Linked DNA regions of Homo sapiens: region 2 is linked to region 1. A link is a loop called in an ENCODE intact Hi-C map of the cell type or tissue named here. Cell type or tissue: Caco-2. All regions are shown on one strand. Links, peaks and the distances in the headings refer to the core of each region. The heading gives the core; the rest is flanking DNA.

Region 1 (15,262 bases), core at 4,185-12,184:
GTGTTAAATGGGTACAGGAAAGCACTAAACCTCTCACACTCACTCTACACCTACATGCCCCAAATCACAAAATTCCCCTACTTGAAGAGCGTACACTCCCCACTCAATTCACTTCCCATTTAAAAGTGTATTTGTTTGCTTTTCTAAAGATTCCTAGTGGGTTGGGGAAACTCACTAAACCACTATTAACACTTAGTGTGACCTTCAGGAAGAGGCCTCATGGACTAATAAATGTGCTAAGAGGATCTGAAATGTTGGTGATGGGGGTGTGGCAGAGAAGGAAGGATGAAAGGGAGAAACCCGTTTAGAAAGCCTATTGATTTCTAAGGGGGTAATGCTGGGGTGGGGGAAAGTAGTGAATAAATTATCTGACAGGCAAGCAACATCATTCACACTTTTGTTTAGAAATCATTCTAATGACAGCCACCCTAAATTTTGGTTCTATGTTGGGTTAGTTCCACAATCACTGAAATGAGGAAGTGAGCTCAACAATTTTGTAAACCTCAGAGTTGACAAGAAGTTATGAAAATTCCCAGTGGGGTTACATTAGACTCTAGCACTTACTTAAACAAGGAAAAGCAGGGAGATTCCATTGATGAATCATATCTAAGGGACAAGGGAGGCTGTAGGGTTTTCTCAGACAAAATGGGTCTTTACAAAATTGGAGAGAACCAAATGGAGTTAACAAGTTTGGAAGATACAGGTGTATTTCCCATAGAACATGAGAATGAACACTAAATGAGAAATTCTTGGAAACAAAGACTGATGCAAGAAGAATGCCTGGTTGGAAGTGAAAAAAGCAAGAGCAAAGATGCTGGTTCTGAGGCCAGAGGCAATGTTGGGGAAGGATCTTGGGACTGAGTCAGCTGGGACCAAGGAAGAGCCAACCATACCTGGATGGATTTAAGGAATGCTAAGACAGGTCCAAAGTTGGAGAGAAGAGGTAACCAGAGAGCCTGAGGACAGGGCCAGACACTGTAATACCAAATTCCTTACAGAATCAGCAGGGTAGCACAATGTCTCCAGGGCAGGAGAGATGACCTTGCCAGAGGTATTTTGATGGTAGAGGCTGAAGGAGACAGAGATTAAGTGTACCGAGAAGAAGTACATTTATGGGAGACTAACATAGATGAAAATTTCTTGTAAAGTTTTTTCCTGTTGAACACATCTGCTATAAAGGCTTTGGCATCAAATTTTGTATGATACAAAAATCATAACAGCACTGAAGTGACTAATAAATGTGTAATGTCAAACCTAATGTGAGCATAAAAAACTTTGAACACCTTAGATGGTAATTTGGAAGGTTCTAATTGCACCTTGACAACAAAACATAAACATTAGAGTCTACATGATGTCAAAACATCTGAATGGAAAAAGAAAAATAAGCATCTTTTTCTGCAAAGCCCAAACATTTGTATATTTTGGAAGACTAAATATATATTTGATAAAACCACAGTATATAAAGTCAAGGCATTTTATGATCTTCCTGGATGTAATTATTTTCCATGACTTTGTGTAATCATGGTAAAATAGTGATAGTTCAATAACTGATAACTAACTATAATAATAATTAACATGTAACAGTGACTGAGTTTCCAAATAACTGTATGATGTATGTATTTTTAGTGCCTGTATTTTGTACATGAGTCTTTTACAAATAAAGTGATTTGCTCAGTCACACAAAGGCAGAGGCAGGACTCAGAACTATACTTACCTGTTTCCAGAATCCTAGCTCATCCTACAACTGGCCATTTACATAGTTTTAATTGGTTTTAAAAAGTTTTTTTTTTACATTAGAAATCATTTCTGTAATAACATTTTATCTTATTGCATCCTGTTTTATTACAGTGAAAGGACCTGCTTACTTATTATCTCCCCAGCTACACTGGAATTCTTCCACAGCTTACATGAGGTCATCAGCCTCTGGCCATGTCTGGAAAACAGCAGGAGCTCAACTAATGTTTATTAAACTAAACTAGATCTAAAATGGATACAAAATTAACAGTTCTGGCTGAGCACAGTGGCACACACCTATAATCCCAGCACTTAGGGAGGCCAATGTGAGAAGATCACTTGAAGCCAGGAATTTGACACCAGCCTGGGCAACACGGAAAGATAACAAGACTCTGTCTCTACAAAAAAGTTTAAAAATTAGCCAGGTGTGATGGTGCATACCAGTCATCCCAGCTACATGGGAGGCTGAGGTGGAAGGATAGCTTGAATCCAGGAGTTAAAGGTTGCAGTGAGCTATGATCACCCAACTACACTGCAGCCTGGGCAACACAGAGAGACCCTGTCTCAAAAACTAAATAAATAAAAATAGAAGAGTTTTGCTAGAGTTCAGAAAGCATGTCAGATCATTTGCATCTTAATTAATGGTACATTCGCTTCTAGACTTAAGCAAACAAGTTTCATCTACAACTTTGATTTCATTGGTTCTTTCAATATTAACATAACTTCAATGCAGTTTTATTGCTCTACATGTGTGTAGTTCAGCTTGTTTATTATGACTTTCCTTTTTGTTTTCCCTCAAGTTGATTACCTGCCAGCTTTTCTACACTTCTTTCTCACTCCCCACCTTGTCACTGCCTCTAGACAAACCTATTTAGTCATTTGTTAGATTAAAGATAAAAAAGACACAGGAAGAAAAAACAAACATGAACCTTGGGCATAGACTTTTTTTCTTGTCTTTCTTTCTTTCTTTCTTTCTTTCTTTCTTTCTTTCTTTCTTTCTTTCTTTCTTTCTTCCTTCCTTTCTTTCTTTCTCTCTTTCTCACTTTTGCTTTTTTCTTTCTTTTTTTTGATGGGTTCTTTTTTTTTTTTTTTTTTTTTTTTTTGACACAGAGTCTCGCTCTTGCTGCCCAGGCTGGAGTGCAGTGGCACAATCTCGGCTCACTACAACCTCTGCCTCCCAGGTTCCAGCAATTCACCTACCTCAGCCTCCCAAGTAGCTAGGATTACAGGTGCCTGCCACCACACCCAGTCAATTTTTGTATTTTTAGTAGAGACGGGGTTTCACTGTATTGGCCAGGCTGGTCTCAAACTCCTGACCTCAACTGATCCGCCCACCTTGGCCTCCCAAAGTGCCAGGATTACAAGCGTGAGCCACCACACCCAGCCCGAGACGGGTTCTTATTATGTTGCCCGGGTCCAGGCTGGTCTTAAACTCCTAGGGCCAAGGGATCCTCCTGCCTCTGCCTCCAGAATAGCTGGGATTACAGATGTGCCATTGCGCCCATCTTTAGACTTTTAATTTTATTTCCCAAATTACTGTAAAAGCAGCTTAGAATTATTTTTTTCTCTTCTGTTTTAGCCCATGTTATAACCTGGACAGGCAACTACTGATTCTTAATGTCTGGCCACTGATTTTTAAGTGCTTAAATATTCAAAAGTTTGTTAAGCATATTATTTAATATTCACTTATTATTCAGAGTCTGTGCCTAGGCAGAGCTCCTAATAAAAACACAGAAGACAACTGTTGGCATTCATTTTCATGCCATAATCAAAATACATTTCCTGATGGTGGGGAGTGCTTGCATGACCACCTCCCTGCAGAGCCAGGCAGGGGTGGTCACTACAGGTTAATCCAGATACTAGAGCTATTTTCAAACACTCCCAATGCCCATAAGGAGAGCAGGCTAGGAGCAGGGCCCATGGCTATCCATCAATGTGAATCTCTAGATCCATCCCTTCTATTTGCTTTCCTGCAGGATAAATACATTTTTTGAACTTGTACTGATCAATTTCAGCTGCATAGAAATAGAGATAGGAATATAACAAGCTCTACCTCTTTTCTCTGCAAGCCATTAAACAGATGTCAATTCTGATATGTTCTCCTCTAAAGGGACACATTCCAGTCCTAATTTCCAGAACATACCAGGTCAAAATGTTATATGCCATTTTAAACTTCCTTCTACCTTCCCCAAAGAGTCAGCAACTAATTAATTCTTAAGAAAGAAAGGAGAGGACTATGAGATTGTGTACTGAAAAATTAACACTTCAAACCCAAAATACACATGAGTTCAAATGCTGCTTCTTAAATAGATTATCTGAGCTATATTTCCTCCAGAAGCCTTGTTTTCCTGATCTGTAACATGAAGACAGAATATACTCTCATCAGGTGGTCATGGGGATTAAATGATATTTACATACACCTACTATATACACATACACATATATATAGTTATATACATAGTTATACATGATCCGTATAATACATACACTCTTACATACACACACAGTGTATAGCATAGGACTCAGTAAATGGAAGCCACTGCTTATCAGTCAAACAGTACTTATTAAGTCCTAGGCAAAGTTTAGGATTCAAAAGAGGTCCAATTTTATTCCTTTCTTCAAAGAGCTTAGGATATTATTTAAAAGTTAGGATAAAATTTTTGAAACATAATACATAATTAAGACATAAATTGTGTAATTTTTACTACATATATTGTAATTCAAAAAAAAATGAAGTAATACATAAAGATGGGTTGAATTTTTTTTAATAACAAAAAAAGTTTAAGGCCAGGTGTGGTGGCTCACGCCTGTAATCCCACCTATTTGGGAGGCCGAGGCAGGCAGATCACCTGAGGTCAAGAGTTCAAGACCATCCTGGCTAACATGGAAAAACCCTTTCTCTACTAAAAATACAAAAATTAGCTGAGTGTGGTGGTGCATGCCTGTAATCCCAGCTACTTGGGAGGCTGTGGCATGAGAATCGCTTGAATCTGGGAGGCAGGAATTTCATTGAGCCAAGATCCCGCCACTGCACTCCAGTCTGGGTGACAGAGCAAGGCTCCATTTCCAAAAAAAAAAAAAAAAAAGTTTAAATGCATATGTAAAGTTATTCTTTGAACACTAAAATAGGAACCAAATTTAAATAATACAGAATAGTTGTCTATTTTGTTCCATAGCATGGTCTAAGTTAGGACACAATAAAATGCATATACAATTACTAAGCGTTTAGCGTGGAATTTTCTTCTCCTTATGTTTCACCAATATCTAAACAGCCTTAAAAGACTATTAAAAAATACTTTTCCAACTACTATTTTTAGGGACATAAGTATCAAAATATTACCTCTAATATAAATTTATTGTACAGAATTTACATTTCATAAATTTATCTTAAAAAGTCAGGACCTCGTAGGCAATGATCTCATTTCTTCTCACATTAATGAATTATATTTTAGAGAAATTCGAGGTCAAGAGAGCCTTGATAAAATGGCAAATCATAAAAAGCAAAAGCAAATTAACACTGGGAACACTCAATACATTTGCCTAGTGAGTAAACAATAAGCATCCAGTTGCTATTGATAGCCTAGGTTGACTGGGAGATCTCTTACATCCTAGGGTAATCAAAGTTGGTTACTCAAAAAGGTATTTTCTTTAGATTATTTACTCATCTAGTCAATTCCCTAATATGAGCCTGGTATCGTGTTGTAGGGAGCTGACATTATACAGGTAATCACTGCAATATAGTAAGTGTTTCGATGCACAAATATACAAATTGCTTGGGAAGCACATAATCACAGAAGAGGAAATGCCAAATTGTGGAATAGTTAGGAAGGGTTTCACTGAGGGAAATATTCATGCTGGTTATTTGACAAACAGTATCCTTGAGAAGTAGATCCCAGTAGAAGTCTCTGAGTTGTCTGCCTGGTCTCCTACCTGAGCAACCAGCACTTTATTCCTTGGCCAGATAAATGTGAGCCAAAATACCTTGTGGTTTCCTTGGAAATGCAGCTTAGCAACCATTTCTGGGGACAAAAGTCCATAGTAATAGGCACCTGGCTGTTATCATGTTTGATGGGCCTATGTCTTTTCTTCTTTTTTAAGGACCTTAATACACCTTCCTTCCATCTCTGACTCTATATTCTCAACACTTAAAATTAACAGGGTTAGTAAGCAAGGACCAGTGGGAACAAGAGAAGGGAAAATTGTCTAATGGGCAGTTTATTCATTCAGTCCTTGGGAGTTTTCAGTGAGCAGGTTGGATATATTTCCAATGTTTTTCTCAAATTTTTAGGAAAATTAACTATTAAAGTTTTTTTTTAAATAAAAAGATGTTTATAGGCTGGGCACAGTCACTCATGCTTTGGGAGGTCAAGGCAGGAGGATCACAAGGTCATGAGTTCAAGGCTAGTCTGGGTAACATAACAAGAACCCATCTCTACAAAAAAATTAAAAATTAGCTGGGTGTGGTGGCATGCACCTGTAGTTCTACTCAGGAGGCTGAGGTGGGAGGATTCCTTGAGTCCAGGAATTGGAGGTTGCAGTGAGCTATGATCACACCACTGCAGCGTTCCAGCCTGGGCAACAAAGTGAGACCCCATCTCTAAAAAAAATTAAAAATAAAAAAAAGGGGCCAGATGAGGTGACTCACTCCTGTAATCCCAGCACTTTGGGAGGCCAAGGCAGGTGGATCACCTGAGGTCAAGAGTTTTTGACCAGCCTGACTAACATGGTGAAACCCCATCTCTACTAAAAATACAAAAAATTAGCGGGGCATGATGGTGGGCGCCTGTAATTCCAGCTACTCAGGAGAATGGAGCAGGAAAATCGCTTGAACCCGGGAGGCGGAGGTTGCAGTGAGCCGAGATCACGCCATTGCGCTCCATCCTGGGTGACAAGAGCGAGCCTCCATCTCAAAAAAAAAAAAAAAAAAAAAGGCTATTTATGTTGTTTTAATTGGGAAAAAAAAACTTTGAAAAAAATAAAAACTGAATAACATATAGAGCTGATAAAAAGGATTACAGTACCTATATACATACATAGCATTATTGAAATATATAGAATATAAACACCTATCATATACAAATCTTCTAAATAAGACCTTATCTGAAGATTTCAGTCATTAACTCAAAAAACACTGCTTCTCCATGCTGCTTATTAAAATCTGCTTCAACAAGTCCTTTACACTCCTGACTCAGCCATGCAGGTACATATTTTTAGTTCACAGGATTAATTAAAAATATTTATTAAACTTTCTGGCCTATCCCTCAGCTTTCTGATCACTGGGAATCTACATTTGCAGATATTCTTCAGCACCCAAGCACGCACTAGACTTGATCATGTCTGCCCAAGTCTTCCACCTGGGTTCTATGCTATGAGAATCACATTGTTAAATGAAATTTTGTTATTTTAAGTGTATTCCATTTGGTGTGTTTTTTAGGGCTTTGCTTTCTATTTTCATTGATATTTTGCCTAGCATCTTCCTCTTTGTCTTCTTTCTCCACTCTTCACTTTACTATGTCTCTCAACAAACCTATATCTAGATGTAAACATATCCATAAAGAGGGGAGCTAAGGCCAGGTGCAGTGGCTCATGCCTGTAATCTCAGCACTTTGGGAGGCTGAGGCGGGTGGATCACGTGGTCAGGAGTTCAAGACCAGCCTGGCCAACATAGTGAAACCTGTCTCTACTAAAGATACAAAAAATTAGCTGGATGTGGTGGTGGGCACCTGTAATCCCAGCTACTCAGGAGGCTGAGGCAGGAGAATCGCTTGAACCCAGGAGGCGGAGGTTGCAGTGAGCCAAGATCATGCCATTGCACTCCAGCATGGGCCACAGGGCGAGATCTGTCTCAAAAAAAAAAAAAAAAAAAAAAAAAGCGGGGGAGCTAAAGGAAATATATTGAGAAACATTCAGCAAGAAATCACAACTTCCTGATCCAGGGAAGATGGCTGGGGCTTTTTAAGCACTGAGTCTCTCCAAAATGATGCAAGCTGATACTACATCATTTCTAAACCTTCCAATCTACTCGTTAAAAGCATATAGATTTATATTTAACTAAGTATATATACTAAGTGGGAGCAGAGAGTTCTGGAGTAAGGGAATAAAAGAAATAAAAGAAAGGAAAGAAATGTATTTAAGGAACTGGATCTGAGCTGTGAGCCTTATAGGCACTATCTCATTTAATGTCTAAAACAAAACTGTAAAGTAGGTATGACTATCTCTGAGAGATAAACAGAGACTCGGAGAAGTTAATTAACTTTCCAACATTGTCGTAGCTACTAAGTGAAAGACCCAGAATTTGAAAGCAGCTGGGCTGATTCCACAGTTCATGCTTTCTACTTGCTGAACTCTGCTCTCATGCCAAATGGCACCACCCAGAAGATGCTGAAAATCCATAGGGGGAGGATAGATTTACATTGATAAGGGGGAAAAAGGTCTACTTAAAAAAGGAAACCAGCAAATACAAGATAGGATACAATAAAATGCAACAAGGAAGGTGGTCAAGAAACATAACGCATGGCCATGGACAAAAAGCAAAGAAGAGGAACAACCTGTGTTGGATGGAGGTGAGCTTTGATGTTTCCCCCTTGAGCTCATTGATATTTACCTTTCCTGGGCTGATGTGGAATTTGGATTCATTGGATGATTGCTCCACGCTCTCTTTGACCTTGTTTCTGAATGTGTATACAGAGTCCTGGGCTCCCCATGTATTGTTGTCATTTTTCCTTCCCTAACCTCCTTGCTCACCTATCCTTACCAAAACTCTTCCCCAAAATACCAGCTAAGCTAGTAATTCTTGAAAAATAACAAGGAAGTAGAATTTGAAATTGTTTTGATAACATCTGTGCAAACAGCTGCAAATTCTACAGATCACATCATCCTGAGGGCTGCAGTGTTTACAGTAACAAAGAGTCAAACCAAATATTTGCATCTGGGGCTTTACCTGTTAGAACAGCAGTGAAGAGTTCAAAGTCCAGGCTCAAGGCAACCATGGAGGGCTATCAGCAAGCTTTATGAGTGTTTCCCTCCAGGTTCCTAAGAGCTGACTCTTGGCCTTCTGCCAGCTCCTTTGAAATGGAGATATCAGCTCTCCTCATTCACTTATCAAAAACATGTCCATTTCTGGGCCAGATAAAATTGTTTGAGTGCTCATTTGAAATCCAAAGCAGCCATTCCTGCTTTGCTCCAGGAAGACATTTAAAGTTACAGACTGACAAAAGAAGAAAAATAATTGAGGACCCTTATCCACACCATCAACACCTCTTGTTTCCTTCCCAGAATTTGAACTGAAAACCCTAGTATGCAGTAATAACTCGGAAAATACCCGGACATTCTTCTGGGAACCCCCACCACATCTTTCTTTCATTCTTTGGATCATTATGAATCAGGATTTTAAAGGGAGTAACTTCATTTTGGTTTTGGTAGATTGAAATTAATTTAGGCCATTAGATGAAAGAAAGAGAAGGAGTGGAAATGTACTCATCCTATACTACCCCAAGTCTGGAAACATTACTCTTGAAAAATAAAATTCGTTTTAAATATAAGTTTAGCACAAATAATTCCCAGTGAAAAATAAACCCACATTTCTTCCAATAAAGAATATTGTAAGGCCCGGCGCAGTGGCTCACGCCTGTAATCTCAGCACTTTCAGAGGCCAAGGCAGGCAGATCACGACGTCAAGAGATGGAGACCATCCTGGCTAACATGGTGAAACCCCGTCTCTACTAAAAATACAAAAAATTAGCTGGGCATGGTGGCAGTCACCAGTAGTCCCAGCTACTCGAGAGGCTGAGGCAGGAGAATGGCGTGAACCCGGGAGGCAGAGCTTGCAGTGAGCCAAGATCATGCCACTGCACTCCAGCCTAGGCAACAGCGCGAGACTCCGTCTCAAAAAAAAAAAAGAATATTGTAACTAGTGGAACTTCATGTCATGCTAGAATGCGGAGTAGGTACCAGACACTTGCTGGTGAATTTTTGTGTAATACTGAAAAAAGAAGCATTATACAGGCACTGGGCAACTTACACTTTCAGAGTTTTCTGGGCTTTCCTGATGTACATATCAGACATATCACCTAAACAGAAAAATATGTGTCTACAAATCTAGTGTGTGTCTACTGGTTGTATACAATCTAACAAAGCAAAATTGACTATGTTTTAAAACTTTGTGCTTTAAATATTCATAGCATTTCCTCAATTATAGACTAAATATAGTTTCAGCCAAGTTTTGAGGATTAATAATAAAGAAAAATATCATTTATAATCTGATTTTACTTTTTGATAAATAACAAGCCAATATTTAGGGCTTGGAAAGTATTTTGCCAATTATTTTATTCCTCTCTAAACATATCACAGGATAGTTAAAAGCTGAAATATGTCCCATTTCTTGGAGGCTTACATTACCAAGTTTTCAAAAAAGCAGGATTTTTTTTTTATAGTCCTCAAGAGTATCCCTACAACCAACTTCAACTGGCCTGATAGCTTTGCAAGCCTCTGAGTCAAGGCTCAACAGCTGAAACAAAAAAGCCAGAGAATGGTCTATTCAACAGACTGAGGCATGTAAGAATAAAACAAAACTGCTTTATGCCATTACCAAAACTCCTAAATTATCTTTTCCTAACTATTTAAAAGCAATAAATGCAACTCCACAAAGCCTGAGAGACTTTCATAGTGCATGACTGTAGTCATTCCTCAGTTGGAGCCATGGGAAATACCACAAACCTCAGAGAATTGCACATATGTGGAAACTTTTCCCATAGAATTGTAGTAGGTGTGTGTTGTGGTTTAAGTCCCTTTATGACTAATGTAGTGGCTGATTTGTTTACGATTTCATTTCTTTTTTTTTTTTTTTTTTTTTTGAGATGGAGTCTTGCTCTGTTGCCCAGGCTGGAATGCTGTGGCGCAATCCTCCCTGGTTCAAGCAATTCTCCCTTCCTCAGCCTCCTGAGGATATCAGGCGCCGGCCACCACGTCAGGCTAATTTTTGTATTTTTAGTAGAAAAGAGGTTTCACCATGTTGGTCAGGCTGATCTCGAACTCCTGACCTCAGGTGATCTGCCCACCTCGGCCTCTCAAAGTATTGGGTTTACAGGCGTGGGCCACCACGCCTGACCAAGATTTCATTTCTTTTACGGGTCTCAGTGGCTACAAAACATTGCCATGAGGACTGTTTGTGGGGTTTTGGTTTCCGTTTCTGACCAGTGTACCAGTCCTTTTAGAAATGTGTCTCCCAAAGAAAGGACGAGAAAACTGCGGAGCAGGGAGGAGACCAGCAGAAGTCTAACTTGTGATTGTACCTCTCTGCCCTGAAGGGGAAATTTTCTTCCCAGTAATAAAAATGTGGTGGAGCCCAGATTCTTTATTCAGTTGAAGTTCCTTCCAAGAACAGCAAAGGGGGGCCTCAAGGTCTAAAGCTGCTTGGGCACGTTCACATTCACCCCTGGCCTCTGCAAGATGCAACCATGTGGCCTTGGGGAACAGTAAAAGCCGAGGTGTGTCAGGCCAGCCAGCTGACCATAAACTGTGCTTATCACACGAATGACTCCTTGTTTTCATGCTGAAAATATGCACCTCCTGGAAGCTCATCTTTCTTGGTCTGATGTGTGTGATGTGATTTACATCATGGAATGCAGGGGACATGTGCTCACAAGCATTCTGATTCAGGAATCAGGTTTCTATTATGTACTCCATTTGTATTGCCTTCTGCGGTGACCTTAATACATTTTTTTCTTTTTAATTTTGGACTTATTTTAGAGCAATTTATTTTCTATCAAATCCTAAGCCTAGAATGTCTACATGGAAGATAATTGCACTACAGTAAGCAAAATGTCCTGGAGCCTAATTTCACAAGTCTCATTTTCCTGCGGTCAGGGGGCCCTTGGCCTTGGTACCTAGGAAGGGCGCTCATGTGAGTAACTGAGTCATGAGAACATCCCCCTTGGCCTACTCTCTGGGCAGTTATCTTCTGCTGAGTGGTGTGTGGGTGAACATACATGGGGTCGCAAGCTCCTCAAAGAGATAAGACAGGTCTCATGGATACATCATGGATAGATTTGCCAGAACTAGTTATATTAATATATTGTGCTTCCTCCTGAGGCTGTGTTTGTATTCACTGAAGCTTACTTCTCAGGCAAATGTAGGGAGTAACAAATAAGCTTTATGTTCCTAGGAGTCAGGAAGTCTAGTTAGCATGGTTTAAAGCCTTCACCCTACATATATATATATATATATATTTTTTTTTTTTTTTTTTTTTTTTGAGATAGAGTCTTGCTCTGTCGCCCAGACTGGAGTGCAATGGCATGATCTCAGCTCACTGCAACCTCTGCCTCCAAGGTTCAAGCAATTCTCCTGCCTCAGCCTCCTGAGTAGCTGGGATTACAGGTATGCGCTACCATGCTCAGCTAAATTTGTATTTTTGGTAGAGACAGGGGGTTTCACCATGTTGGCCAGGCTGGTCTCGAACTCATGACCTCAAGCGACGCACCCACCTTGGCCTCCCAAAGTGCTGGAATTACAGGCGTGAGCCACTGCACCCAGCCTAGATAGTTGAGTTTAGTTTTTTGTTATTTTTTTCTCTGTAGGATCTCTGAGTCTTTAATATGCTAATGGGTATTATTGTAAGTTCTAAGTGTGTATAATGTATCCCAAGTTAGCATGACTATTGAATACTCCCCCACCCCAATAAAAGCCTATTATTATAACTTGAGCTATAAGTTTCCATAGAATATAGTTCAAAAGACCTCTTTCTAGAAGCAGAAGTTTTCTTCCTGCTCTAAAGTTCTATGAATTTACAAAAACAATGCAGAATTACACACTTTAATGGAGATATAAAAAGAGGTCCAGTTGATGATCTTATTGTAGCAATAAAGGATTTATATTGCATATAAACGTATTCACTATAGATAGTTTAAGCAGAAGAGTACTTATAACCAGTAGCTTATACCATGTAATTGAAGACCAAAAAACTAGTCTTGAATGCTACCAAGGAAAACCCAGGAAAAATGCCCAACCACATCAGTTTTCCTACCAAAAACACCTCTGCTGTTGCTGCTGACTTTTTGGCTCACATGGCACTAGAAAACAGAAGTGAAAACTCCACTAAAGCACCCCTGGAAGTACTACCCATGCCACTGTGCTTGCTGAAAGCTACAATTTCCCCCGTGTGTGTATGCTACCTAACCTTGCTTACTTCTGCCCCAAGCAGCACATTGTGGTAGGCAGAATTCTGAGATGCTCCCCAAGATTCCTGCTTCCTGACGTACACACCCTCTACAGTACTCTCTCCTTGAATGTGAGCAGGACATGTGAATACAATGGGATGTCACTCCCATAATTACATTCTATTATATGGCAAAAAAGGGTTTTGAAAATATAATTAAGGTGTCCAGTTAGTTGGCTGTGAATTAATCAAGAGTGAGATTATGTTGGGGTGAGCCTGACTTAATCAGGTGAGCAGTTAAAACAAAATAGAGATTCAAAGCCAAAGTCACTTTCCTGTTGGCTTTGAAGGAGAAAACTGCCATGTTGTGGAGAGGGCCACGTAGCAGAAAATGGCAAGAAGCCTCTAGGAGCTGTGAATGATCCCTCATTGATAGCCAGCAAGAAAGCAAAGACTTCAGTCCTACAACCACAGAAACGGAATTCTGCCAACAACCAAAAAGCCTGAAAATGATAACTGATAAGATTGTAGCCCTGGCCAACTTTTTTTTTTTTTTTTTTTTTTTTTTTTTTTTGAGATGGAGTCTCACACTGTTGCCTGGGCTGGAGTGCAATGGTGTGATGTCAGCTCACTGCAACCTCCGCCTCCTGGGTTCAAGCAATTCTCCTGCCTCAGCCTCCCAAGTAGCTGGGATTACAGGTGCCCTCCACCACACCCAGCTAACTTTTTGTATTTTTAGTAGAGACGGGTTTAAGCCATGTTGGCCAGGCTGGTCTCAACCTCCTGACCTCATGATCCGCCTGCCTTGGCCTCCCAAAGTGCTGGGATTACAGGCATGAGCCACCGCGCCTGGCCCATCCCTGGCCAATATCTTGATTTAAGCCTTGTGAGAGCTTGAGCAGAGGATCGGCTAATCCATGCCCATACTCCTGATTTGCAGAAACTGTGAGCCAGACAATGATGTTATTTTAAGTTGCTTAATCTGAGCGTGCAGCAATAGAAAATTAATATTTGCCTTTGCATGATGGAGCCCAGTTTACTCCTCAAATTCAAACTGCAAGAGCTTTGGGAGAATTACATTGTTAGCTTTCCATACTCTAAAATTCAATAAGACAAGTCAGAAGTGGTTGTTGTTTATATTAAGTGAGTCAATCCCTAGTGTCGTCCACCCACTTTTTTTGAAAATTATTTTCCAAAATATCTTTTACAGCCTATATGATAGGCTAAAAGATGTCATTTCATTTTTTGTTTGTGTAAAATGGCAAAGATCAACCTGTCCTGTGAATGAGTATTCAAGAAAAAGTAATTAACATTGCTATCAGCAATTTCCTTGTATGCATCAACCAGTTGGGTGAACTCATATAAATATTCCTGCTGATTTCTCTATTAAAAAATGCTTAGAGAATAGACAATTTAGGAGATTACTGCTACTCCAGGAGTGGCCACTTTAGCAGGACTGTTGACATGGAGACTTTCCATGACCTTACACACATGTTGATAAGAATGCCTGTGGCCTCTGGTTCTCATCAGTATTGAGTAGATTGATAATATTCTCAGTGGTCTTCTCATAGCGAGTCCAGCAAACCATCAACAAAGTAAAGCTAATAAGAGAGGGATTTTTTAAAATCTTTCAGCAGAGAAGCATTAGGGCAAGTTATATTTATCTGATCATGTACTACTATTTCTCCCAGGGAGTGTGAGAGGATGGGGAGCCGATAGTGTTCCATGAAAGTAGAAAAGTTTTCTGATTCACCACAAAGATGAATTTGTTTTCCACATAATGAATGTGTAGTATTTGATTCTCCCCACACTAAAGTGGTTCGGTTTATTTTTACATCAAGTAAATTTTAGCCATCTCCCTTGCTTTATTAATACTCTCTAACCCAATTTCCTTTCATTTCAAAACCACCAATGGTGAGGAAGGGTAAACAATAAGAACGACATGTAAGAAATTGTGGTATCCAAAAACAAAACGAAAAGCCCTATTTGCTTTACCTCATGTCGTAATTTCCCAGACTTGTTCCTCTTGGCAGTGTTGAGCTCCGCGTTTTCTCCCAGGGAGCAGAGCAACTTCTTACAAAACCTTACTTCGTGGGTTTTCCCAGGTGCCTGTTATTTCCTGAGCAGCACATAGTAGCAGTCCCTTAATCTTTACAGTTCTGAAAGTTGGCAAAGTGCCTTCAGAAAGTCTTGTCTTATTTCAATTGATTCCTTTGCAACAACCCAATAGGAGTCAGGACATGTATCATTATTTCCAGTTTATAAACAGCAGAAACTTCCATTTCTAGAGGTACATAACTGGCTTACACTATGATAAGCCACGACATGGAGATCAGAACCCAAGTCTTTGGAGTGTAAATGAGGCAGTCTTTCCCC
Region 2 (15,262 bases), core at 3,867-11,866, 210 kb before region 1:
TGGCAAACCACCATGGCACATATATACCTAAGTACCAAACCTGCATGTTCTGGACATATATCCCAGAGCTTAAAGTAAAATAATTAAAAAAAAAAAAAACTGGTTTATACTAATCAGAATTTACCCAAGTCATTTGGACTCAAGAATACCATCAGGGTCAGTGTGGTAGAAGGGGAATTGGCTTTTTGAAGACAATACTTACCCAGTTTTCTGTGTATTAAATTACATATTTATCTTTTACCAATGTCTATGACACCTTTCACTCAATACTCATTTGCTAAAATTGGGATGTTTCAAAACTGAGCTGTTTTGACTTCTTGCTTTAAAAGCTGGAGTTTTCATAATTTCAAAAAATAAAAACTGATGTTCTTCAGTAGTTTGTAAGTCACAGAAAATAAATCAAGCGCTTTTTAAAATTCAAGATCTAGTTTCTTTTGATGATATTAGTAGGGTAAAAGGTCATGAGAGTTCAATTAATTTACTTTAAAATGCTCCTTTTAAATGATGTCCAAAGAATAAATCATCAAAGATTAATCAGAAAAGACTGAGTCTCTCCCCCTTATTTAGAATGTCTAAGGATCTGGGAGCAGCTGGCCCCATCTCTGTTCTCTCTTTTCCTGATTCATCTTGTGGGTGACCCCAGGAAGGGTCAGTCTGTGGCCCTAAATCACATAAGCCTGCACATGGAGCCTGCCATTTTCTCTCTGCAATTACTCCACCCTTGAGAACCTTGCTGAGCTAAGGCAAAGGTTCTAAAGAGCCTGGGCTTTGTACCCCCAGGCCTGCTTTGTACCCTGCTGAGCCTGGCTCTTTCCAGACCTATGGTCATTTGTATTTTTACAGTAATAAACTGTTGTATCCAATATGCCTTAGCATCTGTTAGGTACAAAGCACTAAGCAAGGCTGCAGGGAACCCCATGTGAATAAGCCCATAGTCACTATTCTTAAGCAGCTTGGAGTCTAACAGGAGATAAGCTGCAAACAGCTGCATAAGATATCATTTAATCGTGGAGATTTCCAAGAAGGGATGCTGACTAGCATTTGTAGAGTACCTACGGGTGCCGGGTACTTGGCTAGGCCATTTATGCAAACTACATCATCAAAAAGCCATAATCATTTTATAGTATTGTTATCTCCATTTTGCAGATGTGGAAACTAAGGCTAGTTATTCTTCCAGTGAGATATTTTTAGTAAGCACCCAAGTGCAGAATGAGATCTTATAGACTCTAAAGTTGTTTTATGAGTGTGTGTGTGTGTGTGTGTGTGTGTGTCATTTTTTCTGCATCTTTAAGCATAAAATAATTTTATCTGCCTGAAAGGAAGACATGCTTGAACTAGGGCTTTGAAATATAAGGGATGTATTTTCCTTGGTGATGGTGATGGTAATGGGGCCAGAGCAGTGTCCTGGGGCAAAGGCAGCTCTTCCATGACGCATGCAGGCAGGAAGGGCAGGCGGGTTCAGAGGGTACTTGACAGTATAGTTTGGTTGCCACATGAAGTCTGCTTGGGAAAGTGAAAGAAAGTAAATCTGCAAGAAGAGGTGGGGTTTTGAAAATGCTAAATTCCAATTTCCCCATCTTTTATAATTCAGTAGAGGTTTTGGGGGGAAGGAAGCCCCTCTGCCGCTTACCTAGTAGATTGAGTCAGATGGGCAGAAGTTGTGTGAACAGAGGTGACCCTCTCAGAATAGGAACCAGGTGTTCTATTCTTTTGTTGCCCTCACTGTGAAACTCAGTGCTTTACAACCAGTAGGTCTGCAGTTTATATCCAAAGAATAAATGAAAGACAAAAAAAGAGAGAGAGAGAGAGAAAGAAAGAGTATTCTGCTCTCTCTTGGCAAGTTCCTTAAAGGATGGGTCAGGGTAAGTTGCTGGACAGTGGGCAGAGGAGACAGGTACTGGCTGAGTGAAGCTCAGGGCAAGTTTGACTCTTCCACTGTCTCAGCCTCCAGACGAATGACCCAAATGGAATGACTTTTAGTTGAGACAGATATGACCCCTTCTGTTAGGTAGAGATAGCATGCTGGAAGGACAGAAAATATTTAAGAGCAGACAGACAAAAGGTGTAAGAGGCAAGTGTTCTAAAGGATTTGCAATGAGACCCTATAGTAAATAATCCCACAGTTCATACCACCACACTCCAAGCCACACTTTTTACACACCAATCTGCTATTTCACCTTACACTGATGAAGAAAGCAGCCTAAATGTCTACCTTGCAGGTTAGGTGAGGACAAGGTGAGTGACACCGTTGTGACAATTAAGCAGCACTGTAAACCACAGTCTAAGGTGCAGCTTTGCGCACTAGCTCAGCTCAAAGGCTTTCCAAGTTGCTAATATATAGATGAATTCCAAACAGGAAGAGACCAACCTATGTGGCAGAACAGTTTTGCAAGATTAGTTTGCTTGGCTTTACAGTCAGATAAAAGTTAGCTCCCTTAAAGACAGTTGTCACAGCCTGAGCAAAGTGAAGCCAAAACTGTGGGGGTGGGAGAGGAGAAGGGACAGAAAGAGGGGAAGCAAGATGCAGAGAGGAAGTTATGCTTTAAAGATACACCTGTTTCTGGCCAGGCACGGTGGCTCATGCCTGTAATCCCAGCACTTTGGGAGGCCTAGGCAGGTGGATTACCTGAAGTCAGGAGTTTGAGACCAGCCTGGCCAACATGGTAAAACCCCGTCTCTACTAAAAATACAAAAATTAGCCAGGCATGGTGGCACATGCCTGTAATCCCAGCTACTCGGGAGGCTGAGGCACAAGAATTGCTTGAACCCGGGAGGCGGACGTTGCAGTGAACCGAGATTGTGCCACTGCACTCCAGCCTGGCCGACAGAGTAAGACTCTCTCTCAAACAAAAACAAAAAACAAAACAAAACAAAAAATACACCTGTTTCTGTATCTGTGAAAGCTTTGAGTTAGTAATAATGGCAGCTTCATAAATGGTAGTGGTAGTAGCAGTAGCAGGAGTAACAGTGACATTCAACAGGAAGTTGTCAGTGATGACTATTGTTAACAATTAATGATATCTTTCATTGGCTTTTATATCCCCATCACAATGCAGTATGAGGGTGGGCTGGCCACATTTAAATTAGCAAAGGTTAGGTGAAAAATATCAGAGTTTCTTGCTAGTGTCATCCAATAATTAGTGGAAATGTGTTAGATAACATTGACTTGAGATGAGTGTGCATGAAGTCTGTGACTCTGACATTGCGAGCTGGACAACTTTCCAAGTGTACCATATTTAGAAGTGGGTTTATTCCTGCAGCGGTGTCCTTTTGAGAATCAGTTGAATCATTGCTTCTCGGCCTTTTGGCTAAGATCAAGTGTAGAGAATCAGTTGAATCAGGAAGAGCATCAGGACAGCCAGTACATAGGCTCCTCTGCTGAGTCACCATGTGGCCAAGACTGCCACATACTTAGCTGCAGAGAAGTAAAAATCAATTTCCACCTGTGGTAAGGAAAAACATCCACATTGTAAAGGTCAAATGGAGTCTTCTACGGATCTTAAAACTAAGGTATGTTAACATTAACTAATATATAGTACATATTCACTGCCACATTTGTTCATAAAATATGAGATATTTTCATTTAAGTCACAAATTAATTAATTAATTAATTTATTTATTTATTTATATCAAGAGGTTTTTATAAACCAAAAAAAAAATTCCAGTGTGAGAGGTTAAGTGCACCAGTAAGGTCAATAAATAGTTATCTCCTTTCCATCTTCTCATTTTTTATCATCAAGCCTGACATCTACACTAAACTGGGAAACAATACAACAGACAGTAGTCTCTTTCTCCCTCTCTACCTGACCTCATAACTGCACACATACATAAATGCATTTTCAGATACAACAAAATTAAATACAACAAGAAAGCTGATTTCTTGGAAAATCCAGATTCCAAGATTAATAACTTGATGTGTTTCAAATTACATCTATAGAAATGTGTGGGATTGTTTTGTTGTTGCGTTGTTTGGTTTTGCTTTTGTAAAAGGAACTTTAAGGGACATTTACTAAATATCTGATGAAACTCATTACTCTTTAACCATGAATCTAGTAATGCTTTGATCAAGGCATTCAGTGAAACCCGGTCTCTCTGCTGCCATTAACATCATTTACCACATCTTCACTACCTGTCCTAGGCTATACTTGAGTGAAGACACCCTGAAATTATCATGGGGTGATTTTATGATATTGGTAAAAATTAAATTAGTCGAAGCTTTTTCTTTGTAAGCTAAGCACCCTTTACACCTAACTGTGATGCCTTGCTTCTGAACTGTGATTTCCAGGTAATGACTCTTACTAGAAGGACAATAAAGGTGCAAATGAAGGGCACAACTTGAAGCCTTCAGGGTGTGGAGTTTGGAAGAGATGCTGTTATGAATGAATTGCTGATCCTACCTTACTTCGTTGGAGAGAAAACTCTAGCCCCAACTGTTTGAGAGATTTTGCCCAAGGGCCTCATTAGTAGTAAATTCAGGGTTAAGAATCCAACTCTTTTGCTTTACAAATCAGAATCCTGTCACTTATGTCACGATGATGCAGAAAAACAAACTAAAATTTGTCATTGCAAGATAATGAAACTCTCTCCTGAAAAAGTTATTTTGTACTAGACTGTTGCAATAGTGCAGATCTACTTTGATGTGTCAGGTTTGGCTCAAGCACCGTGCTTCCAGGGAGTTTTCTGGTGATCCCATGCTCTGTACCCTGCACCTACATCTGCTATGGGAGACCCTTCCTCTCCTTCCCCTCTGTATTTGTTAATATGCTCACACACAGCATTATAATCACTTTTGTACACCTACTTTCTCCACTAGATGTTAAATTCATTGAGAATATAATAGTATAAAATGAAGTTTGTTAAATGAGTAACGAATAAAGAAAATGTAATAATTCAATTTTTTTTCTTTTGAGGCAGGGTCTTGCTCTGTTACTCAGGCTAGAGTAGAAATGGCTTCATTAAAGCCTTGAATTTCTGAGCTCAAGTGATTCTCCCACCACAGCCTCCCGAGTAGCTAGGACTACAGGCACACACCATCACATCTAGCTATTTTTTTTTTATTTGTAACTTTTCATAGAGATGAGGTCTCTCCATGCTTCCCAGACTGACCTTGAACCCCTAGGTTCAAGTAATCCTCCTGCCTCAGCCTCCCAAAGTGCTGGGGTTACAAACATGAGCCTTCATGCCCAGCCTATTTTTTTTTATTTCAAAGCAATAAGAATAATAATGCCAGCAATAAGATTGTTGTGAAGTTTAAATGTGATGTTTTAACACTTGTTAAGTGCTTCACATAAGGCATTTAACCATGTCAAGCTACATATTAGTGTCTCAGTAGCATCTATCTATTGAATGCTTACTCAATCTTCTTCTGAAACCATCAAAAATTGTTACAAGCCTTCTATGTACTAATGATTGCACTTTTAGTATCCATTGATTAAGAAAGAATAAATTGGTGCTTGACTTTGCAACTCTGCAAATCTCCAAGGGTCCCTAACCCATAGGTGAGAATCTCATGAACTGTAGATTGTCCCAGGACCTAGAATGAAGCTTATAGTTCATCATGAGAGCCATTATGGCAGAGCAAAACACCCACAACACAAGCAAAGCACAACAGTCTGAGAGCAATAGAGGAAGGGACAATAAAGGAAAGACAGCAGGTCTCATTGCTTCCTACTCTTCAGAATCCCCACAGATTCATAGGTTATTGCCAGTATGCAGCTACTTCACCGTCTGCAATCCCTTGCTCCACAAAAATACCTACTGTTCCTAGGCAGCACCACATACATACTCAACAGTAGCTTGAGGAGGCTGTGTTAAAATAAAATAGACAGCCTGATTATGTTTCTTATGAACCTAAAGAATTCCAACTAGATTTCTTGTACTCTTTTTTTTTTTTTTTTCTAAACCTATTAGTTAGAACTATCCCAGTTTCACATGATGGAAATGCAACCTTAACTGTTTAAACAAACAATATGGAGACAGGTGTAAAGAATGTATTAATTCACTGAAAAGTCCAAAAATAGGATAGGTTCAGACACGACAGTGTCCAAGAACTGAAAAATAAGTCACCAAAACTCAGTTTCTTTCTCATTGTGATTTCCTCCAAAGTAGGTAATACTTTCAAACAGGTTCTCCCCACATGATATAAAGGTTAGCTGATAATAACCACAGCAGAAAGTAAGGTTCTTTCTCCCAGTGGCTTCCCAAAAAAATCCCATAATTGGCAGCCAGGTTTCTATGCTTTAGGTCAAAACAAATCACAGTGATGGAGGGGATATATTGTTTGGACCAACATAGTTTACTTGCGGGATACCAACCATTCTGCTTTATCAGGACTGTCCTGGTTTTAACATTGCAAGTCTTTTGTCCCAGAAAACTTCTCCACTTCAGGCAAACTAGGATGTTAGTCACCCCAGTTTACATTTGTGCTACTAGGCTACACATGTTTTTTCCATACTACGGCACTCAGTGGGCATAATAACAGGGATGAAATGCTAAGTGGGGGGAAAATGTCCTCTACATTGACCTGCGAACTATTGAAATGTGCTGACACGGTGGCCACATGTGCTCATTGAGCACTGAAATACAATGGTCTGCAATTAAGTTTGAGGGCTGAATTAAAATGTGCATTAAATATAAAATACCAACTAGATTTTAAAAAGTTACTAGAAAAAATAATGTAAGAGATATTAATAAATTTATATTTGCATGTTAAAATGATAATGTTTTGAATATAGCTAAATAAAACATTATTAAAAATTAATTTCACCAGTTTCTTCTTCCTTTTTTAATATGGCTATTAGTAAATCTTAAATTACACATGGCTCACATTATATTCCTGTTGGATGGCACTGTGATAAGATTTTTTAAACAAAGTTAATAAAGTATTTATGTCATGTATAGGCGGAGGACATTAAAAAGATATTTTGAGTATGCAGACACCTTAAACAATAAATGATAAACGAATTACGTAGAAAACATCCCAGGCCCACAAAAAATGAAGCACAATAATGTCAAACTCAATACCAAATTCATGTGCTCAATCATTTCTGTCCTCATTGGTGCCAGGACCAGCATAAGTTCTGGGGCTTCAGGCCCAACTGCCAAAAGAGGTTTGTCCTTCAGAAACCCACAGACCAGAAAGGAAAAGAGACAGGTTTAAAAAAAAGTTATACAAAATTATGTTGTGAGTAATACAATAAGTTCCAGCATACACAATCTGTTTTGATTTAATTATAGTAATTACATCATCTACATAATTTTTGGTTTATTCAATCCATACTCTACATGTTCTCTTTCTATTGCATGTCAACTTCCTTGAGAGCAGAAGTATTGCATTAATAAGTTTTATGCAACCAATTGCTTTTCTTTCAGTGCTTCCTTTTTATTTAATGATCAAATGTTTCTTCATCTCATATTTACTCTCCCCAGAGTCAGGTTAGCCCAGTGAAATCTAATGGGCTTAGGGTCAAATATTGCCAAAGTCCCTTACCAACTTGCTTACCTACTGGGAGTGTGTAACCCCTCTGCGCCTCATTTTCCACCAACAACATTGAGAAACAGGATACTCAGTGTCTCTTTGACACATACACACTCATATTCACACACACAAATTCAGATCATTGCTTGCAATTTAGCTTATTATTGTTAGTCATCTGAACATATCAAATACTTCCAAACACTCCAACTCACTGGAGTTTTGCTCCCTCAATATATCTATTTTTAAGCACTGGAAGGGGGTTCTACATGCCAGCAATTTGGTTCCCTCTAAACATCCTTGAAAATGTTTATTTGAAAAGATTACCTTGTTTTCCTTCAGGATTAAGACATGGTCACTGCAGACAGAGATGATTTGGAAAGATGGCAAGCAGTTTTTGATAGCTCCTCAGAGACTCCCCTTGTTAAATGAATATACCTGCAGAAAAAACAAAATGCATTCCAGCCCACACACGTTAGAGACATTTTTCAAACACCTAGATGAGAGAAGATAGCTATTACAAATAACATATTTGTTGGAGAGAGTGAAGAAATCACAAACTGGCTTGGATAAATACTATTAAATGCATACTTTGCCTGCCGATTGCGACAGTTTCCCTCTGGCACTCACTGACAAGCTTGGCTCCAGCTGTAAATTAGGTTGCAAAACTTCCTTGTCAGAGAACTCGCCCTGTGAGGAGGACTCAACCCTGGCTCTGAATCTGCAAGGACAGAAAAATCAATGTGACAGAGAAGCAGTTGCTTGTGTCAGGCCTCACCAAGGAGAGAAAAGGCTTTAAATTAATCATGATTTAAGGATGCTGGCAAAACAGTGCAAAGGCACATTCCTGGTGTCTCTGAGAAAAGGGAAAAAGGAGCCTGGAGCACTTTGCGGATGCTCCCCACAGATCCTGCCCTTCTGTTATAAACAGAATTCAGTGTTTACTGTGGGGATGAGAAAGCACTATGGATCTCGTGTAAACAGATAAAATGCAACAAGACTGATAAAAGTTTGGTGAAGCAGTATTGGTCAGTGTGTAGCATGGGGATAAATGAAAGTTTCATCTTCTCTCCTAGAACCTATGAATGAATTAAATCACCTGGGAGGATTTCAGGTCATATAGTAAATTTTGATGTCCCACAATAAGAAAAAGCTGGCTTGAACCTCTTATCTGGAGAGGGATCAAAAATCGCCTTCTGGAGATGCCTTTTTAAAAAATGTCTCACCTATGTTGGACAATGGGGACATCTGGATGAGGGAAATCAATTTTTTTGCCTGGCTTATGCTTTGGAGCAGTGGCTTTAAAATGTCCAAAAAGACCTACTAAGATTACTGTTAAACTGCCACCATTATATGGTACCAGTGAAGCAGTGAGCCCCCAAGGTAGAGGTAAGACCTACCTCAGATGTCAGTCACTGTTGGCCAAGGAAGATCATGTTAGGAAACATCCACCTCTGCTACCAATTTAGGCAATCGAGTCTCTGCACTAGAGAAAATGACATCCCGGACAGCTGATTTCAGACAGACTTTGTTCCTGTGTCAGGTACCACACCTTTCCAGTTTGGGTACAAGAACTCAAGTCAATGAGCCAGATTCATTTATTTTCATAAGTCGTCTCTGACTACAGGACCAGGGTTGCTCTGGGCCTTCGACTGGCCTCAACTATGTCAGTTGTTTGTCATGATGACACAACCATTATTCTCCAGTTTTTTCCCCTACAAGTGGAGAGACATCCAATGAGGACCAAACAGGATTAGACCCTATTGTTAAAAGTTTCCTTTGGCTTTATTTTATAGTATCATCTCTATCATCATAAATCAATCATGAAACACAAGATGTTCCACCAAGCACTACACAAGCGAACTACATAGATGTTGTACCTACCCACTAGGGCTTGTGATAGAAACGACAGAGCACTTAAACTATGCAAATATGACAAGTCCCTATAAACAACAGAGTACAGAAGTTAAATCAGCAGGAAATAGAAAATACAAGCATATGCAGAAAACTGAGTGGTAGGGATGAACAATACTGGTAAATATTATTACTATACACTTTTAAAAAAATAGGGAAATCTGAAATCCGAGATAAGAAAAAGAAAAAATTTATACAGCTATGCTGCACTAGAAACATGAACAGCTAACACATAGCCTCATTATAATAAAACCTTTTTGGCAACATTGGGTAACAAGCAGCTTCCAAAAACAACACCATTCCAATATTTTATTTAAAAAGAAAAAGAATGTGTAGCCATCAGTGCAATTTTCCTTGAAAATGAACAGGTTTCATTTGTACCAAGGGAAATTACCAGAAAAGCTGTAGACACTCCCTCTCAGGAGATCTTTATAAATAGTATAACTTTTCACCTGTTTTGTGTGGCTCTCTCAGAAAGCAGATAATAGGCAAGGAAATCCTTTCAAAATCCTCTTTCTGTGTCTCATTCTGGGTTATTCTCCAGTTATTCCACCTATTTGCCTTTGCCTCATCTTGCAGTCAACACTCTTGAGAAAGGACAGTTAAAAAGGAAGAAACAAATAGATGTCAGCACTCCTGAGAGAAAGCTAGAATAGCTAATAAATACACAATCCTTTATATATTCCAAGAGCTACTTAGTGCTCTACCGGAGTTTTCAAATAGAAGAAAAATCTGTTGCAATCTTCTTGTCTAGACCAAATCCATAGCCAACAAAAACCTTTCCATATGCCAAGTCCTAAGCTGAACATTTTATATGAGTGGTCTTATTCAATCTCACCACAACCCTATGAAATAGGCATTTTATTATTCCCATTTTATAGATCAGAAAGCAGAGTCTTAGAAAGATTTTCTTGCACAAACTAACAGAAGTGCGATCTGTTGGAGCTAAGATTAGTGTAATTAGTTTCCTATGGCAGCTGTAAAAAAATTATAATAAACAAGTGGCTTAAGATGACACACATTTTTGCTTGGGCCCAGGAGTTCAAGACCAGCCTGGGAAACATAGGAAGACCTCATCTCTACAAAAATAAAAAATTAGCCTCACGTGGTGGTGCACACCTGTAGAACTAGCTACTCAGGAAGCTGAGGCAAGAGGGTTGCTTGAGCCTAGGAGGTCGAGGTTGCAATAAGCTATGACTGTACCACTGCACTCCAGCCTGAGCAACAAAGTGAGACCCCCTTCTCAAAATAAATAAATGCATAAATAAATAACACAGTTTTTTTCTCTTACAATTCTGGAGGTCAGACTGCCAAAATCAGGTACAGTGGGCTAAAATCAAAGAACCAGTAGAGCTCTTTCTGGTGGCTCTGGAGGAAAATCTGTTTCCTTACCTGTGCCAGGAGGGATGCAGTCCTCATTCCTCAGCTTCTGGACTGGCATCACATCCCCTTTCCTCTTCCTGTTCTTTCGTCACATCCCCTTCTCGTCTTCATCAAATATTCCTCTGCCTCCCTCTTATAAGGATATTTGTGATGGCATGTAGGACTTACCTAGATAATCTAAGACAATCTCCCCTTCTCAAAATCCTTAATTACATCCACAAAATCCCTTTTACCATATAAGGCAGCATTCATAGGTTCCCAGAATTAGGACCTGGATACCTTTGGGAGCTGTTACTCTGCCTACCACAATTAGCATTCCAACTATCTCCCATTCTCTTAAGCAGTATACGATCTTTTTTTATAGATGAGTAATTCCTAAAAAGCTGAATGACTGATTGTCAGCAAGTGAATGGGTATCTCATATAAATTAAAGAGGTAAAAGTAAGTCATTTGTATGGATGGTAGCACAGTATTGGCAAGAACCCTGGACTTGCAGTCAGAAAATGGAGTTTGTTTTCATTAACTAGACATGCAAACTTGGACCAAACACTACATCTCTTGGTATCAGGAATAATAAAGAGTGCCAATTCTCGTCAATAGTAGTAGAGAAGGATTCCACAAATCTCTACAAGTTTCATGGGAAATGTTGGACCCAATTATCAGTGTCTGCCCTGCTTAATCCTTAACCGCCAGACCTTTTTTTTTTTTTTTTTTTTTTTTTTTTGAGATGGGGGTCTCCCTATGTTTCCTGGGCTGGTCTCAAACTCTTGGCCTCAAGCGATTCTTCTACCTTGGCCTCCCAAGTGCTGGGATTACAGGTATGAGCCACCACACCCAGCCTCTAGTCTTTTTTAACTCCAATTTTATATGATTCAAGCCAGGATTGCCATCATCTGCATGCTTGAATGCGGCTGGAGAATCCATTTCCAAGATGGCTTCTTCACGTGGCTATTGGTAAGAGGCCTCAATTTCTTGTAACTCAGGGCAATCCATAGGCCACTTGATTGTCCTTACAACATAGTGATTGGCTTCCCCCAGAGCAAATACTCCAGCAGAGAAAGCAAGGCAGAAGCTACAAAATGTTTTATGGCCTAGCCTTGGAAATGACATACCATACCATCACTTCTGTGCTCCATTGGTCATACACATTTATCCTTATACAGTGTGAGAGGGAGCTGCATCAGGTCATGGATACCAGGAGACAGAGTTGATCACCTAGAGGCTGATCGCCACAATAAACCATGTGGACTAGTGCTTCCCAATAGCACTTCCATGTTGGTGTATATCTAGAGACCTCATCAGTGTTGGAGAGAAAAAGTATTCTTTTCCTCACCTATAGGTGGGTTCACGGCCAAGATCAGTAAAACAAAACACAGATTTAAAGCATATGAATTTATCTAGTGTTAAGTTTCATGAGACACAGGAAATTTCAGAGATGAAGACCCAAAGAAACAGGGAAATCTGTGTGTTTTTATGGTTAGTCATCCAGAAGTATCATTGGAAGACAAGTAGGTATGACCTAATGGTAATAAATGGGGGAATTTAGCAAGGCCGGTTTGCTCAGATTCTGCGATATGTTTCTGTATCTTCACTCATTTCTTCTGGGCCTAGGGAGAATGCCTCTGATATGAGGGTCTTACAACCTACTGTAGATGTAGGTCAGAGAATTCTTTTATAGGATGTTTCAGGGGAGAATGTCCAGAGAATGTCAAAGAGACTTTTCCACTTCTGCTGTTTTCTCAAATGTCAAGGTGCCATATTTGGGGGTAGTATTTCCTGAAACCTACCAAAGCCTGCAATTCATTATACTTTGTGATGGTTAAGAGTGCTTTGTGGCTTTCAAGAAGAAGGCTAGAATCATAAAACTTGCATTTTTAAGAAGACCGCTCTGGCAGCAGAGCAGAGTATTGGGGTAATGTGGGTCCCTACTGCCTCTCAGATGCCCAAGACTCTCATGCAAACTGCTATCCTGGCCTTCTAGACCCACATGTGTTCCCAGCCTCTTCTTTCCATGTTTTCCATCTCTAGCTACTGTGACATTCTTATTATTCCCAAGACAGGCCTGGTTCTCTTCAGACCATGCCTTGAATATCCTTCTCTGCTCAAAATGCCACATTTTCTACAAAGTCTCCTCCGAGTCCTGAGATAGAGCAAGTAGCTATTTCTAGTGTTTCCATAGCACTATGTTCATCTCTCTGTCATAGTATTCATCATGATTTTCCTTCAATAATTTGGTTATGTTTTATTCCTCCAAAGATTCTCTGCATCCCTTGATGGCAGGGACCAAGGCTTTGCCCTATGGCCAGAATATATCAGAGCACATAACAGATTTTTTTTTGAATTAATGAATAGACTTCTTTCAATAAGTTATCTTTCTAATACACTTAGTGAACACCAACTAACTAACAGGCACTCTGCTCGATCCCAAGTTACACACTAGTGATCAGTATGGTCAGGTCCCTGCTTCCAGGATGCATAGAGTGTATCCTTATATGATACTTCATCAATGACAATATCCTTGTTCCCTCTCTTTCTCATTCCATTTTCTATTTTCCTACTACCTTTCTGTCTGTTTCCAGCTGTTCTTTTTTCCTTGATGCTTCCCTAAGCATGACATTGCACACATGGGCATTGCTTAGATTGCTTAGTGTCTCTAATAAAGAGATAGCTATAATGGCCAACAAGTTACCCCAGGCCCAGGTTTAGATTATGATCTTCATGTTGCCTGCAAAGCTATGGGTACATGAAAACCTATTCCCATTTCCCAGATATCACTTAGAGAAAAATGAAGGAAAAAATAAGTCCTCCCATGGCTGCATGACTTGAAATTTTTATCTTTTCTTATCTTCACTGTCCCAAGTGAGTCAAATGCTCAAAACTGTTATTGTCTTTTAAAATGTTGATTAAACTAGTAGTGTTAGTGAAGATGATATAACTACCTAGAAGATATATGCTCCATCACTGCAGGAAATTTGGTCTCTTTTTACCTTGATAGACTCACAGCTCCTAGAATATTGCTAGCACATAGCAATGCTCATTGAACATTTTAAAATGTGTTCCTTGATGCTATAATTTCTTTTCCATTCATGCTAGGTTTAAAGATTACCTGAACTATTTTCCATTAAAAATGGCTTATGTGGCTCAGTCAGGTCACTAAACCTAAGTCTTGGTTGTCTTTTCATAAAACAGGGACCTCATTAGTACCTCCCTTGCATGGGAATGTTTCGAGTATAAGAGAAAATGCATGCAAAGCATGTAGTCTAATGTCTTCCTAGACTACAAACTGAAGAAATGCATTGAGGCTGAATCCAGGGTCTATCTAATAATCTTTTATTCTCTGTACACATCGTTTAAAAAAAATGCTTATCTCTGGTTGTCCATTATACACCGAGTAGACTGGCTTTCTTTAAAGTTAGGCTCTTTGAAACACAGGATATATCAAATCAAAACTTATTAAGCACTTGTAATGTACCAGTTATTATGTTAGGTACTAGAAATACAAAGAAAAACTAAGATATATTCCTTTACCTAAAGAACTTTACTATCTCATAAGGAAAATAGACAACGTAATGGAAAATTACAGAACAAGATGTGAGGTTTACTAAGACTGAGACAGAAAAAAGGATCATTTAGGGGGAGCACCCGACCCAGCCTGGGAAAGAAGGAGATTAAGGGAGGTTTTCCAGAGGATGTTAGTTACAAAGAAGTCGGGGTTAGAGGAGCTGCTCTGAGTGGAAGGAGCAGGCTGAACAAAAGAACCAGGAGCAGAAATGACATGATCAATTAAGAGCATGCAGGTGACACGTTTTGACTGGAGCACATAAAGAAAAACAAAATTATGTCAAGAACTAAAGCTGTGCGATCGTGAGCACAAGTCAGGTCTGCATGAAAGGGCTTTGTATGTCATGCTGTCGATTTTCAACTGTGTCTTTATGGCTAATGGAAAACCCATGAGTAATTTTAAGCAAGAGGGTATCATCACCAGCTTTGCACTCTAGAAAGATCACTGCAGTGAAAATGTAAGGATTTTACCTTACATTTTCTGGAAGGATACTAGCAGGGGTTCACAGCCTTTGGTATGCACAGCAATTACCTACAATTCTTTTTCACTAGGTCTGATTGGTTTCAAACATAGGGGATTTGGATGCAGAAAATCTGTGATTTATACTTTGAGAAACAGGAAGAATTAAAAACAAAAACAAACAACAACAAACTATTGCAGTAATCTAGGAGTTGAGTTATGAGGGTGTCCACAAAGGCAATGGTAGTGAGATTGAAGAAAGTAGCTGAACTTGAAAAATATTAACAAGAACCTGGAGATTAACTAGATGTGAAGAAAGGAAGAGGGGAGACAGAGGCCTAGACAACTGGATAGACTTTCCATGAGATGAGAAATCACTGGAAATAGCAGGGCTGGAAAGAAAGCTGATTATTTCTTTCTTCATATATCGAAGAGGAGGTACTTTGAAATATCCCTTTGGAGCTTTACTG

The links. A loop is a pair of places that touch in the nucleus more often than their neighbours do. Peaks named below come from ENCODE experiments on the same cell type or tissue, not always from the same donor. Only the 100,000 strongest peaks of a DNase experiment are listed, where the experiment ranks them.
Region 2: a loop joins it to region 1, with 10 times the contacts of the local background. A loop is called at or near these places in 3 of 110 quality-filtered maps.

What each region holds. Positions count from the first base shown.
Region 1 is chr6:113,634,523-113,649,784 of GRCh38, forward strand. All of the region lies in intron 1 of LINC02541 (long intergenic non-protein coding RNA 2541), which reads right to left. Among named protein-coding and RNA genes, the nearest start is that of LINC02541, 7.9 kb to the right of the region's middle. RefSeq lists enhancers at 399-448, 8,478-9,010, 8,625-8,919, 8,831-8,900 and a silencer at 8,625-8,919. In Caco-2, for the core only: no CTCF peak of the experiment used is centred there; DNase peaks (open chromatin) are centred at 8,349, 8,749 and 11,209.
Region 2 is chr6:113,425,536-113,440,797 of GRCh38, forward strand. It overlaps LINC02518 (long intergenic non-protein coding RNA 2518), which reads right to left and starts at 7,912. Exons shown (of 2, transcript NR_149098.1): 1 at 7,802-7,912; 2 at 3,005-3,443. In Caco-2, for the core only: no CTCF peak of the experiment used is centred there; a DNase peak (open chromatin) is centred at 8,116.